2 separate regions of the Homo sapiens genome follow, and region 1 is linked to region 2. Evidence: chromatin loops called from intact Hi-C (ENCODE). Cell type or tissue: Caco-2. All regions are shown on one strand.

What was found. A loop is a pair of places that touch in the nucleus more often than their neighbours do. Peaks named below come from ENCODE experiments on the same cell type or tissue, not always from the same donor. Only the 100,000 strongest peaks of a DNase experiment are listed, where the experiment ranks them.
Region 1: a loop joins it to region 2, with 5 times the contacts of the local background. A loop is called at or near these places in 2 of 110 quality-filtered maps.

The regions. Positions count from the first base shown.
Region 1 is chr13:59,968,906-59,976,905 of GRCh38, forward strand. It overlaps DIAPH3 (diaphanous related formin 3), which reads right to left. Exons shown (of 28, transcript NM_001042517.2): 15 at 5,447-5,551; 16 at 1,947-2,255; 17 at 1,039-1,153. Among named protein-coding and RNA genes, the nearest start is that of DIAPH3-AS1, 40 kb to the right of the region's middle. In Caco-2, no CTCF peak of the experiment used is centred here; no DNase peak of the experiment used is centred here.
Region 2 is chr13:60,426,430-60,434,429 of GRCh38, forward strand. The region is part of intron 1 of TDRD3 (tudor domain containing 3); the gene reads left to right. It overlaps LOC124903178 (a long non-coding RNA gene), which reads right to left and starts at 5,791. Exons shown (of 3, transcript XR_007063814.1): 1 at 5,736-5,791; 2 at 5,475-5,610; 3 at 2,457-2,543. In Caco-2, a CTCF peak has its summit at 4,874; no DNase peak of the experiment used is centred here.

The DNA.
Region 1 (8,000 bases), 460 kb before region 2:
ACAAAGGTCTCTGACCTGTATCCATCCAGTACAATCTCTCCCTGCCACCTCTTCCTTTGTTCTATGAGCCCAGGGATATAGGTGGCATAAGTCTATAGTGAAAAATTTCTTTTTGAAAATTAAAAGGTAATGATTGATCTAAGTGTTTTGCACTACAGACCTAAAATGTAAGTTTTATATAATACTTAAAAATTCTGTGTGGATATCAGCCTTGAAATGTAAGTAGCAGGCCCACGAAATTGGATGAAATAAGTTCAATTTTCACTTATGTAATACCTAAACAATTTTTTAAAAATCACACTGCACAGGTAAAACCTATCACAAAACATTTTGGAAAATGAATGCCATTGCTTTTAATGAAAAGATCATATAACCTACTCAGATACTTCTCTTTCAAGCTAACTTTGAAGACATTATAAATCTGATATTTTTATCCCATGTGACTCATAGCAATTAATTAAATTATGTGATAGTCACTGTAATTTTTTTTGGATTATACTTTAAGTTCTGGGATACATGTGCAGAACATGCAGGTTTGTTACATAGGTATACACATGCCATGGTGGTTTGCTGCACCCATCAACCCGTCATCTACGTTGGGTATTTCTCCTAATGCTATATGCTATCCCTCTCCTAGCTCCCCTAGTCACTGTAATATTAAAGGGTAGTAAAATTCTAACTACAAGAAAGCACACATTTTGTTTTTCTATTTTTCAAACTGAAGGACCTTCTCATGCCAAAACTGTCACAGAAAATATCCTCTTTTACAAAAGTCTAATTTATCCCAATGGAATATCTTCAAAAATAATATCATATAGAAAATTTAATAATCAAAATTTTATATTAACCTTTTGCATTTTTAAAACAGAATTTACTTTTTAAGCACTTTATTTCATTATACCATTTATTTGCCCATTAGGAATGTAAAAATAACATGTACAGGATTCATAAAATAATGTTTTCTGAAAATTGATACATAAAAAGTATATGTTAAAATTCTAAAATCAAATTAATAAATAATCAAGATGTTAAACTTACCTTTTTGTTGGCAACAAAATGTATTCTCAAGTTTACAAAGCAAATCCACGTTTTCATACTTATTTTCATTTACTTTTATCCAGAAACAGTTTTCAGTCATTTCATGAGGTCTGATCTACAATCAGAGAGAAGACTGATTCATCAATAGGTGAGTGTTTCACCTGTCCCAAGTCAAGCACTATGCATACACTGAGTATCATAGCTGTCAGCAGATATTTATAAAGTCGTATCTGTAAGATTTTTCCCTGAAGTGTGTTCAATAAGATACAAGTTCTGCAGGATGTTAAGGTCTTATTAGGAAGAAAAGGCTTCCATGATCCAATAGTTGAGGATTTGAAATACGATTTAATTAGCTTCTTCTCAATTGCATTTCTCATAGTCTCTAATAATCTTCACCTGCACTATACATTTTGGTGGGCAGGACACATTATACAGCATTTTCCATGTTTCTGTTACCATGAAACCATTTTTCTGCAGGATTCTGAATTCTTAAGATCTGACTAGATATTAGCTTCTGACAACTAGTTAACACTTTCCCAACATCTATCAATAGAGAAAATTTCCTAAGAACACCATCATTTTTTTTTGAGAAACACTTCATAAACATAGGATTCACTGCAATAATGTTTAATTATCAATTTAATTACAAATCGGATTCCACTGGAACAACATCAACTCTCACTGTATTTATAAAGCAGAAAGTCTTAGTCAATATGAAAGGGATTTGTCCCAATACTTTAAAAAAAAAGCTATTTTATTGTCACTTTGATTAGTGACATTAGAAATTATGTATATATAAATTAAATTATGTAGGCATAAATTAAATCTCATTAGAAATTATGTATATATAAATCCAAAATTAGATTTAGATCTAAGTAAAAGTATTTTCCTCTATTAATTTCTTTTACCTTTAACCAATTCAATCTTCTCATGCTGATTTCAGGTTTAAATTCTTTCTTTGGTTTCAACCCAAATGGCAGGATTGGTAGAGGAGGAGAATTTTGTCCTCCAAGGAATCCCAGGGGAGGTGGTGGAGGCACAGGACCACTGAATGGCATCCGCATTCCTGGAAGTGGAGGAGGTGGTGGGGGAGGAGGTGGAGGCGGCACCCCTCCACCAGAAGGCAGTGGAGGCGGAGGAGGAAGTGCTGAGTGGCCAGTTCCACCTTCTTTAGAGGGAGGCAAAGGAATATTACAATCAGCTGGCAAGGCACCAAACTGGAGAAAAAAACAATAAGAGACATAACTAAGAACATATCTACAAAACATGTAAATATGCACTTTACTCAAAAATAAGGCATTCATTTAAACCAAAAATAATTACATATCAGTAATTTCATAAGGTTTAACCAAAAATCAAAATTCCAACAATTTTTCTTCTAATTTAAGAATATAATTATAGCTTTTTTTCCCTCATAAAAACATAATTGCCAGAAGTATAATTCCCTGTTTTGAGGTAGTTATGACCATCTAGGTAGAAATGTCCAGGAGGGAAATGGGTATGTGGATCTAGAAGATTTGAAAATCAGTAGTCTCTGGAGAACAGTTGAAGCCAGGGAAGCAGAGAAGTTCACTCATAGTATGGAGAGAATATGTAGCATGACAAAGGGTCTATGCACAGAGTTCTATGGAGTGCAAGCATTTAAGTGATAAGTAAGAAATAAGATTTCAACAAAAGAACTTAAATGGTATTGCCACATCATGACTTTGCTCAAATCTTCTCAATGGTGTCCTAATGCACTTGAGAAAACAACAACAACAACAAACTAAAATTCTTCGTAGGACCTATATAAGTATATCATGATCTAGTCCCTGCTATCTGGTCTTGTAGGGGACTTTCTTCTAATTCTGTGTATGTGCCAACCTCATGCTAATTTCAGGGCCCTTGTACATGCTGGTCCCTCTGCCTGGAACATTCTCTTCACCTGACCATCTCCTACTAGCCTCTTCAGTCTGAGCTAACAGGTCCCTTCCTTGGGAAAGCCTTATCTGACCACTCATTTTACACTGATAGCACCTTGTACTTTTCAATAGCTCTTATCAAAAGTGAGAATTTATTTAAGGAATCATTAGCATTTATCTCTTTGACAGATCATAAGCTGATGAGGTAAGTGACTATCTTGTATTATTTACTGCTCTTTCCCCAGCACCTAAAGCAGTGACTGGTGCATGACAGCTATGGAAGAAATGCGTAGGATAAATGCATGAAAGACAAGAAGAGAAAAAGCCAACTGGGCACAGGGTCAAAAACTATGAATGAAGAGAGCACCACCTAAAAGACTGCTTTGCAGAATCAAATGCCACAGAGAAGCAAGGTAAAATCAGGGGTGAAAAAAGAACCGCCTGTGTCCACTGGTCACTTTTGTCCTCATGTTTCCATGGCATAATAAGAATTTAACAGATGCATTTCGATGGATACAAAGAAGACATTCTGGGTTAATAAATAACTTTTGTAATATGAGTAGCTTCTTGAAATTACAAACTTCAATTCTAACTACCTTTAACATTTAATAAATGTTACATAATTTTGAATTTTCATGGCACAATTATGAAAAATAGACCATGTATAAAAGCTCGAAATCAATGACGTCTGAAATCATGACAAAGAAAACAGTGTTATAAAAGAAGTTGAGGCCACAAATCAAAAGCATGCCTTATCAAAACCATTAAGTATAAAGAAGAACCAGTTCAGTGTTACTCTGGGTTGCTGTGATCAAAGATGATACTTCCTTTTGAACGTATTTAATAATTAACTATCAATGTCTTAAAGATATGGCTGAATTTCTGCTCTAGAATAGTTCATTTGATAAAGTGTGAAGACTGACTTAAAGATATGGTTTGGGAGGCCAGACACTGTGACTATCTTGCTCATCACTATGTCTCTCCAGCACCTAAACTACCTGGTTGTGAAGAGACTACGGGAGCAAAGGAATTAAATCACAGATAACAGAACATATTTTATTCATACTCTTCATAGTCAGCATAGCTTTGAACAAAAAGAAGGATCTTAAGATAAATGCCCACATTTCATAAGAAATAAACCAGAATCCAAAGAAAGAATTTGCCAGTTGTTCAAACATGAATATGGTGGCCAATATTAAGTATCTAATTCTAGGTTTTCTTCTCATAGCCATAAACATGGGTCATCACTGTATACAATTTAAAACAATTTAGGAGATTCCTTGATTTAATTTCACTTTCAAAACATACACTTATTCCCATTTTATGTAAAAGCACTATGCAGCAATAACTTATTCAAAAATGGTGGATACGTTTTTTATAAACTGGAATTTTCTGGAGATTTACAAACAAACCTTCAACTGAACATAATTAAAAAGAAAAGAAAGTTCTTAAATTTACGTTACCCCAGACCAAGAAAAACTTGTTATAAATATTTCAGCCACTGTCTGTAACTCAGTCTGAAGTACAGACACAATCAAATGTTTCTTTCAATATGAGAGACAAGGAACCATATGGGAAAGATAAAAAAAAAAATTCAATAAAATGTGATACTTCCCTCTTGCAGCACTAAAGAAAGAAGATGAATGAGAATAATTTTCTTGTAGATAGGAGATTTTAATTTTTTTCTAAAATTGAATACTAACAGATAGCTATCTCTTAAGGTATCTCCAGACAGCCTCAGCAACAAAACTATCCACTAAGCATTTAAAAGAAAACAAAATTGCCAGTAAGATAGGATATAGTATACCTGAGACTATTTCAACATAACTGTAAATTAAGATGAAAGGAAAATAGCAAAACTATACTTATTGCTCATCATCCTGTACGTAAATCTACATGAAGAAATTTAGCTATGAATATTCTACCTCCTTACTTACATCCACATAAAGCATGCAGATGACGTATTTCTTGCTATCTAAATGTTTTATGTGTAGAGGGTGCATGGGAGCTATCTGCTTCATAATCCAGATTTACTCTCTTTTTTGTCATGTTTTAAATCTGTTTACTTTGGAAATTGAAAAATTATCAGAAAATGTTCTCATTCAGCTAGAGGTTATCTTTTACTGCAAGGGACCCCTAGGCTGAAGGTTTTAAAAAATAAATAGCTTGAGCAATAATTTCTTGTAGTGGGATAAAGATCAGTGATGAATAACAAATCTGAGAGTAAAAGATTTTCTTACTCTTTATGCTGAATTACTTAGGAAACATGTGACATTAGGAACAAAACCCTAACAAAACATAAGAAAGCAGATTAATTAGTAAAAGCTTAGATATACATACATATAGAAAAAAATGACAAAAAAATAGCAAAACACAGTACAAATAATGCTATAAAAATATACAAGCAAAATTAAAGTTTAAACATTTTGATGCTATGAAGATATAACATAACCTTTGCTCCCTCACTGTGTTTTTAATACCCAAATTCACTCAGAGTGGAATTTTACCTGAGACTTAAAAGCTTGTAGCTCTGCTTGAAGCTCATTAATCTTTGCCTCTTTTTTCTGCAATTCAGCCTGAGTTTCTTGGTGGTCGGTAAACTCTTTTTCAAACTGAAACAAATTAAAAATAATAACAAAAACAGGAAGATGAAAATGAAAAGCACTATTCTTCTTATAGAAATGTGACTCGAATGATCTGCCGGTAGAACACAAATTCCTGAATTGGTTTTATGAAAGGAGTGATAGAGTTTTGAAAAGTCACTTACAGTCTTTCTCTAGGCCCCTCCAGGTCCCAACCAAAATCGTTCATTCACAAGGGGGCAGAAAAAAGCCATAGACAAGTCTGTGACCTTCTCTCTGCAGAGCAAACTGGCCACAGTTATCTGCAGCATTGGCATTTTTCTTCAAAGTCTCTAAATATTATTGTGACTTTGTGTAAAATAATAGAGAGCAAAGCATTGTACAAATTCCTTGCATCTTCCACCTGCAAAAACTTATTCTTGAAACTTATCTGAAGTATATCAACATGATTTAGAGGATTTCATTTTAATATTTTTTATTACTAAACAACTCCATTCTATTCAGTTTCTAACTTTTTTTCTTGTAACAACATAATATCTCCTGATATCTTTGGGAAAGTAATGATAAATTAATTTTTCAAAGTCCCTAGTGAAATACCTTCTGGAAAAAAAAGGAAACAATAAAATTTGGTGAATCCAGTGAATTTTCTATAATAATTTATATATCCACTCATCACCAGTTCTCATCTTGCATTCAAACACATTCAACTTTGCCATTATTATGACTAAAAACCTCCTTTTTGCTCACAAACACAAGCATTTGACTTTCTTAAGAAAAATGAAAAAAAAAATCAATCAAAAAAATGCAACTATCTCACAAATGTGGCCTCCACATTTTAAATACACTCAAACCTTAATTAGGAAAATAACAACAATGTAGAACTCCACCGTTTACAAAGGGATTTTATTTTTACTTAGTTTATAAAGGGAATCTTACTTTGTCCTTAATAACACTAAGAGGCAGTTGCTAGTCCCTCATAGCTAGTAAAAGATGTGAGATTAAAAAGCCAGATTCCCCGCCTTCAGAGTCTAAGTTCAAATGAAACTATGCCACCTCCCTGCAATTAACGTTTAGATAATGCTTTACGGTTTTACTTAACAGACTATTTTTTGGAGCAGTTTTAGGTTCACGGCAAAACTGAGCAGAAAATAGAGATTTTCCACATACCCCCAACCCTACACATGCATTCTCTCTCCCCATACTTTATAGCTTTTGAAGCATAAAAAGAAGCATTCTTAAATTTCATTACAAAAACTCTGTGAAATAAGAAATACTGCTTTAATTCCCATTTTACAGGGAAGGAAGGTAAATTTCAGACTACTGATTCTCTCAGTCTCAACCTGTGTTCCTTTATTAAAATAACAAAAACTAATAGGTAAAAACTGTCCAAATGTCCTTCAGTTGACGTAAGCCACAGCAACACTACCATTCCCCACAACTACTACGGCTCCTACAAACCCCTCTTACCGTTAAATAATTAAAAAGATTCTAAGCCTATATCTAATCAAATTACTAACTACAAAACAAGCCATGCATGAGTCTCAGAGGTCCGCCCACCTTCTCCTGTCACCCAGTGCTTCCCCCTAAGGACTTGCTAAATCAATTGCCTTCACACCTCCCTTGCATAGTTTACCTCTCTGTACTTTCATCCCTCATTTTACTCCTTATAACCCCTTACCATAATCCCTCTTTAGCTTAAAAGTCAACTTTTTCAAAGGGTATTCTTAAACCACACTCACTTTTCTGACCTGTTGAACTCTGTTCATTTCATTATCTATCACACTTAGCTATAATTCATTCTAAAAACGCTGACTTACCAAATTCCAATTCCAGAAGTCCAAATTCCCTGGACTGCTCTCAGCCTCATCTTAGGTGATCTCTCTAGGGCCATGCTATTTCAATATCATAGCCACTGACCACAAATGATTATGTAAATGTAAACTTAAATTATCAAAAATAAATAAAGTTTAAAAATTCAGTTCCTCGGTCACACCAGCCATTTTAAAAAGTACACTATGGGCACATATGGCTGATGACTACCATGCAGAACAATATAGATTATAAAACATTTCCACCATCCCATATTAGACAGGCCAGTTCTATAGCATAAATACCTACAAATAGGCCTCCATATTCAACCTCTTTTCCTGTATGTTCCATTACAACACACACTTCTGGTTCTCCTGCTACTCCTTGAGTGCTCCTACCAATTCCTGTTATGGGTTTCTACAAAATCCAACCCACTAATGATGGCATTCTATAGGACTCTTTCCTCACCCTCCTCCTGCTTGTCTCATCTTCCACAGCCATGTTTAAATCACCATGCATACACTGATGGCTTACAAATCCCTATCAACATCTCAGCTTCTCATCTGAATTCCAGACTACAAATCAGTCCATGAATATATTTCCAACCACTTAATGAAAACTTTTCAAGACAGACGAAAAAACATATTTTCAAAACCAAACATGTTTCCCC
Region 2 (8,000 bases):
CACAAAAAGTAACTGTGAGATGATAGATATGTTAATAAGCTTCACTATGGTAACTATTTTACTATCTATATGTATCCTGTAACATCATGTTGTAAACCTTGAATATACACAATAAAAATTTTTTTAAATGTCATGAGACACTTTGCAAATAATTCTAAAAACCTATATGAAATGGGTAGTTTTCTAGGAAAGTACAGATGACCAAAGTTGCCCCCATTAGAGTTAGAAAGCTTAAGCAGACCAATGTTATAGAAGAAATAGAGAAAATTAAGGAGAGATTACTCCATAAAAGCACCAAGGGACAAATGGTTTCACAGAGGAATTCTATAAAACCTTCACATACCATATACTGTCATTCATCACTTTATGGGGTATGTTCTAGAAATGTGTTCTCAAGCAACTTTGTCACTGTGGGAACGTCACAGAGTGTTCTTACACAAACCTTAATGGTATTGCCGACTACGCGCATAGGCTATATGGCATAGCCTGTTGCTCCTAGGCTACCAACCTGTACAGCATGTTATCGTACTGAATACTGTGGGCAATTGTAACACAATTTAGTATTGTGTACGTATTTATGTATTTAAACATATTTGTATATTAAAAAATATGTAAACATAGAAAAGATACAGTAAAAATACAGTATTTTAATCTTAGAGGACCACAGTCATATATGTATCTGTCATTGACCAAAATGTTATGTGGAGTGTGACTGTATTGAAAACTTTTTTTTCTTAAGAGCAAATAGCTGTAATATCCACTTTAAATCTTTATTATTTTCAGCATCAGGTTCATCTTGGCATCAGACAGATTTGATTGATTTTGTTTTTTCTTCAGAATGTGTTCCATTTTTTCGTTCTTTGTATGTTGGGTAATTTTGGATTTTGTAGTGCATATTAATAGTGTTAAATTGTAAAGATTTTTGTTCTGTTTTACACTGATGAATATTGTTTCCTGTGTTATTAAAGGTACTTTTTTTTTGTGGGGAGGCTGGGTTTGAACTGCAGTTTCGTTTCTAATGCAGCAGCTCCATCCTCTTTTCAAATCTTTTGTCTTCAGCTGGGATGTTTGGAGTCGGCTTCGCACGTGTCATTTGGAGGTCAGTCAGGTGTAGGTAGACAGAGTTTGGTGATCCCCTCTCTACGTCTTTCCTTTGACTGATCTCTCCACACTGTTCAGTGCTCCTGGTTTACCCACTATCCTTTTCTGTATAATAAGAAGGGCCACTGACACTCTGTGTAATTTGTATTTTCTTATTTATAGACTTAAGCTAACCAATAAGGTTCACTGAAAGTATTCATTCAGGAAGAGATAATGAATCAAGGCATTTTAAGTTGAATAGAAAATGTCCTTCTAGATTCTAAGCTAAGGGATGGATGGCCTTTCAAAATAATGTTTTTTATTTAATTAAATCAATACTTCTCAAGTAATTACTGGAATTTGTAATGGGTATATTTATTTCCTGTGGCTGCGGTAGCAAATTACCACAAGCTGGGTGGCTTAAAACAATTGAAATTTATTCACTTAACAGTTCTGGAGATCAGAAGTCTGAAATCAAAATGTCTTTGGAGCTGTTCTCCCTGCAGAGGCTTTAGGGGAGAATCAGTAACTTACCCCTTACAGCTTCTGTGGTTGCTGACATTCCTTGGCTTGAGGCATCATCAGTCCAGTTTCTGCCTCCAGCTTCATATGGCCTTTTACTTTTCTGTGTGTCACTTTACTCTGTGTGTTTATTTTTAAACTCCCTCTGCCTCTCTCCTATAAAAACACTTGTCATTGGATTTAGGACCTGCCTGGATTATCTAGTATGATTTTCTTATTTCAAAGTTCTTAATTTAATTACTTCTGTAAAGACTGTCTCTAAATAAAGTAACATTCACAGATTCCCAGGCATTAGGACATAAGCATATCTTTTTGTGGGCCACCATTCAGGCTACTATGAAGAGGTATGGGGGATGTAGTCAAATTATGTTTTCTAAGTTAATATAGGGGCCAAGGGAAAATTTTCCCTTCTGCCTCTGAAGGTTTGCTGAAGATCAGCTGAAGAAAGGCCGATTAATAGCAGAGGCATGCAAAATTAATTTTATCGTGCATAGCACAAGGGAATTACAAGAGAATGATTGTTTATACAATAGTGCAGTGGGGGTACAGAAGCTTATATACTCTTCACAGAGGAAAGGGAGATGTGGATAATTTTAAGGTGAAAAGTGATTTTTAGGGGAATTCAATGGGCTTGGAGAACATACGTCTTGAGACATACGTCCTCGTGCATCCTGAGACAAAGCCTTGTGGGCCCACAGAGAAGACAGTGGTTCTGTCCAGGTGTGTTGACAGACTTCAGTCTTTATTCCTGCAGTATGAGTTAATGAAAACTCAAGGAAAGGACCAGTGGTAATTTTCTTCTTTGAAGAGTCTGGAGTTTAAGCAGATAAGGGAGTATCAGAGTAAAGCTTCTTCTAGTATCTGCCAGTCTCCAAGGGCCTTTAATTTAAAATAATCAGCATACCAGGGTGCCATATTTTGGGGTGAAATTTCCTGGTCTCCTTCAATAGAAAAAAATATCTAATTTATTTGCAGCATTTCTATTTCAAAAATGTAAGCAACACTAAGCACTTTGTATTTAAGATGCATTTTAAAGAAATGGAAATGAGAATTACTAATTCATATTTATCAGCTGACATATATATGGGACTATTTCACTCTTTTGACAAAAAATTTATTGTTTAGTATTTACCTGTTTAGTGACACATTTAAATGGCTGCCCTTTTTAATTGTAATATTGTGCTTTTTATATGCCTCTTTCATTTTTTACTTCATTTTAATGTACAGGGAATCGTTATGCTATTAGATTGTAAGACATATGATTGCATATACTAGAAACAAATAGGTATTTGTCTTAACTGCCTATGATAATTGAAGTAGATTTTCATTTTTAAGAGTTTGAATGACATTAAATAAATTTTAAATGTAAATTGTAAAATGGCTAATTTTTCTCTGTGCAATATAATTTTAAACTTTATTGCTTACTAGCTCTTTCTTGACATTATTGTTTTAAATTTTGACATAAATGGCAGGTTGAACAAAAACAATAGCAGTTCATTTTGCATTAGAAATTCTGTTCCAGGCAGAAACAGTTGCACAGTCTAATGGAATAACTTACTTTCTTATTGTTAAAAAACTTTCAATTGTAAAACTGAATGATTTAAACAAAATAAATAATAAAGGTATTTCCTTCTTTCTGACACTTTTCTTTAGTTCTCAGTGAACTCCATGTGAGTAGCCTGCTAGAAATATGTAGTTAGGCTTACCAGTAAGGAAGCATATACACTTTTGACTATTAGCTGTAGCCTTTGAAGAAATTCCCTTTATCATTAATTTTATTCTCTTTCTTTCTCATTAGAGAAATTGTATTCTCTTTCTCATTAGAATCCAGATTTTTGAATATCATTATGTTTTGAAAATATTTTGTAGAATAAACAAGGGCACCATGTTTAAGAAGGAAGAAAACTAATACTTATTTAGCACCTACTGTATTCCAAGCATATGCTAGGTATTACATGCTGTCTCCTCATTTATTCTTAGAAAAACTCTGTAGATCAGTATTTTCAGTACGGTCTTTTTCGGCAAGGGTAAACTGAGGCACAGAAAGATGAAGTAAATTGACTAGGGTCCCACATGTATTGAAAGGTAAGGCTGAGATTTTCATCTAGTTTTCACTAGTTTCACTAAAAAGTGATAGTCTCTCCAGCTACTCATGAAAATGCCTTCCAATTTTTGTAATACCTTACATTTATAAATAGCATTTCTTATGGAAACTTAACCAAGTATGTGATCTCCTTGGGGTTAATTCTGGAAGGCCTCACCTTGAGAGACCCTCAGCATGGACTTTGTAGGCAGCAATGCTATGAGTGCAGTAGTCAGTGTAGTGTTTAGGGCATTAGGCTTCATGTAAGCCTTTTGAACTGATATATGGTTTTATAGCCACTACCTTTTTGCTGAGAAAAAGAGGACAGAAATATTAAGTAATCTCACATCTTAAAATCTGATTTATTAAAAAGTAACCCCAGTTCTGCTTCTGAATTAATGTATGAAAATATAGAATTAGAGGAAGGCTGTAAATTATAACCCCAATGAAAGTAAAAATATCTAGGCCTTCATTTTATACTTTTAAATTTATGTGGAGTCATGGTTTACAAAGATGAATAACAACATAGTTAGGTTACCATTGCCACTATACTATGTAATATATCAATTATGGGATTTCAAAGGAATTATTTACAAATTTTTACTTGCTCAGCTGTTACAATTTTTTTAATACCAAATAAGCATTCTAGGGTGAATGCCTTCATGGATTGGTTTATGTATGGGGAAAATATTTTAATATTTTGAATATGAGTCATAAAATAGAAGTTTGTTGTTTATTACCTATCTCACGATCATTTTAAAATCGTCATGCTGTATTTTGATGTCACAGAAAAGCAATTATTGAAATAATGCTGAAAATACTTTTTGTAACTATTCTACAGCAAAAAAGCATTAGTCTGTAATAATTTATGTGTACTTTATTTTTATAAAATCATCTATTTCCAGACGATATAGATGTAGAAGAGACGGGAAGAGAAAATTGTCTTAATATATCTAATGGTGAGGTATTTCTTGAATGCTTACTAAATGAGTTTTTTTTAAACCCTGAGTGATCTTTATATCAAACACAAATTCAAAATTATAGTAGTCTATTTTATTTTCTTTGTTATCCCTACTCTCCAACAAAAAACAAATGTCAGAAACCTTTAAGCTAGTTTAGTATCTCTTCAGGGTCTTAGCTTCAACAGGAGTATAATATTTTACTTGTGAAACAAGGTTGTCATCTAGTGGTGCTTTCAAGTAGTACAGCTTTCACAATTAGCTAGCTGATAGTCTTCAGCTTTTTAAAGGAAGTGCTTAACAAAAAGCTATCTAGGTTTAACTTTTCAGAATTTAAACACTTTTGAATACTGTTAAATTAGATATAAACTTACAAAGGATTTTCCCTAGAAATTTTTTAAATTTCCATCTCAATTTTTAAAATAAATTTTTTGTTTGGCTACTGAAATACTGATATTTGACCAGTGTGGATGTTAACCATGATGATATCAAGGCATTTCATATTGTTTTGCATCATCAGAAGTTGTTTATTTAGAAGAAGATTCTTAAATAGTGTTAAGTAATTAAAAATTTTTTTTTGCATATTAATCCTTTCACCAGCCTGAGCAACAAAGCAAGACTATCTTTACCAAAAAAAAAAAAAAAAAAAAAGGTGGAACTAATGTATATTTATGATGGCAAAGAAATCATAAAAACTAAAAACTGAAAAAATAATGCATATTAATAGATAGTTGATTAATGAGTAAAATAAATCTTATATTGAAAGTAGTTTACTACATTAAGATTAACACTACATGCTGGTACTTAGAAGTACTTTAAATAGTACGTACCTTTATTTATCTGATCCATTTATATATAAGCCACAGAGAAAATTAAATTTTTAAGCTAGCATTGATTCAAGTCCTGGTTTAATTGTTGGAATACAGATTGTGGTATTCAATGTGGGATAGGAAGTGGCTACTTTGCCTAGACAAGAAAAGAAAATGTGGTAATATTAATAGAAGAGGTACTTAGTTGTTAAGGGAAACAAAATAAAAGACCTCTTTTTTCATTTTCCACCATTTTTCATAGTACTCACTCCTCTGAATTACCTTTTGTAGAATTCTGATCCTTCTGTTTATTATGCTTAATAGAGCTTTTGCCATGGAATTCATGGATTCATTCAACTAACTGCTGGTGTTCCATTTTATATTCTCATGTGCTATCTTTCCAATATATCTGTAAGCTGTATTGAATATATTGATTTTATTTTTAACAGGTTATCTGAAGAAAATCTTGTGCCCCAATTCTTACTAGCATTTTTACCTTACTAATCTTGTTATTCATTATGGCAAAATACTGTATTTTCCCAAGTTATATTCATAAACAAGAACTTTCAAGCCATTTTCCTTCTGCCCTAGAGGAGGGAATTGGCAAGTTAATTCTTTCAGTGTCTCTGACTAGGTATAGTATAGTAAGAGTCTATAAGAATAATATATAAAACAAATTTTTGGCAGGTGTATTACAATCAATTTACACTATGGAGAGAGAAACAGTTTAGGCAGAGTGAACAGAGAGATCTTCGTATGGGTAATTTTTAAAAAATATCTTTACAACATTGAAGTTTTGGGAATTTGCAGTAGGTCAGTTACTTCCATATTTGCTAAGATCAAAAATATCCTTTAATAGAAGTTATTTTTTAAATTATCTTTTATGTTTTTTCCCTCTCTTGTCCCACCTTAGCTTGGGTAATTGGGAATTAGTTATCTTTATTTTCTTTGTGGCTAAGCAAGAATTCATTTATCAAACTCCCATTTTGGTATTTGGATATCATGTGCGGGGGCTAGTAACCTCAGTGTGGTAGCAGATAATCAGGTGTAGGTTAGAACCCCAAAAACTGCATGAAGCCATTTGATTTGGGTTTTATTCAGGGGCAATTAAGAACACCATGTACCAGTCACTGTCCAGATATCTTCTTATTTTTTTTGACATAGTCCCTATCCATTTGTGAAGAATGTTTTCACTCTTGGTTTTCTCATTGGCATTTTAAAGACTTTTCATGTGTCATCAGCCCAGTTTATATCAATGTGCAATAATTCTGTATTTTATTATTTCAGGAAGTCAAGTTGCAGTTCAGATTTGAATGGGCATTCATTATTTCAATGGGTGGCAGTGGGTAAAAGAGAATAAAACTTTAATGTTTGCTTTTATGGCTCACTTTCTGGCCAATTAAAACATTCCTCCTCCTTAAAAATATAAGTAGTCCTCAAAGTCTGAAGTAAGCATGGGTTCTTTATATGTCCAGTTTGTAAAATATTTATGTCAATGACCAGACTGAATGATTTGATACTTTTTAGTGTGATGTAAACAACTCACCAGAGAACATTTGTTACAGGCATAATTGTGTTCTTTGCTCTCCCAGTGCGTACAAAGTGACCTAAAAGATACTTGGTTCTTTTCTTGCTTGGAAAGGAAGTTGGCTATGAATGTTATACTATCTGAGGTACACTTACGGCACAACACTGTATGTCAGAGACAACTTGGAAGTGAACAGGAGCAAATAATTTAAATAAACTAATGTGTTTAATAAGTACAAAGTACATGTACCACATGCAGGCTGAGCCCTGTTTTGTTTGGCTTGTACACTGCTTTACGGAAATCTAAAAGCTAAAAATCAAATCTGACGCAGTAACTGCTTTACTAGTCCTCGTGCAGACATGGCTGCCCCCTTTAGCTCAGTCAGCTGATGTGTAGTTTGCCTTGCTCCGTTTCATTATCTATACATTATAGCCAGTGAGTAAGTTAGATTCACCGATTTTACCTGCTTTCAAAGAAATGGATCAAAAGAAAATTGGCCCTCTTCTTTCCTTACTGATGGTAAAGGGTGGTAATGGAGATCTACTATCTGGAACAATGAGTTTAAAACAATAGTGTTTGTTTTATCACAGTTTTCTGCCAATTGAGATTCTTGAGCTATGGTTTGGACATGTCTGTTTTATATGCCAAGTGACTTCTGAACACGACGTGAAGACAGTTAAGTGATTCTAAGACGGAATTTTGACATCTCATAAATAGAAGCATTTACTAAAGGAAGCATTTTCTAAAATCCCTTTTTAAAAAGTTTTGAGCACTTAAGGCTGGGTGTGGTGGCTCATGCCTGCAATCCTAGCACTTTGGGAGGCCGAGGTGGGCGGATTGTTGGAGCTCAGGAGTTGGAGACCAGCCTCTGCAACATGGTGAAATCTCATCTCTATAAAATAAAATAATTAAGTGGGCATGGTGGAGAGTGCCTGTAATCCCAGCTATTTGGGGGACTGAGCCATGAGAATTGCTTGAGCCCAGGCAGTTCAGGCTCTAGTGAGCTGTGTTTGTGCCAC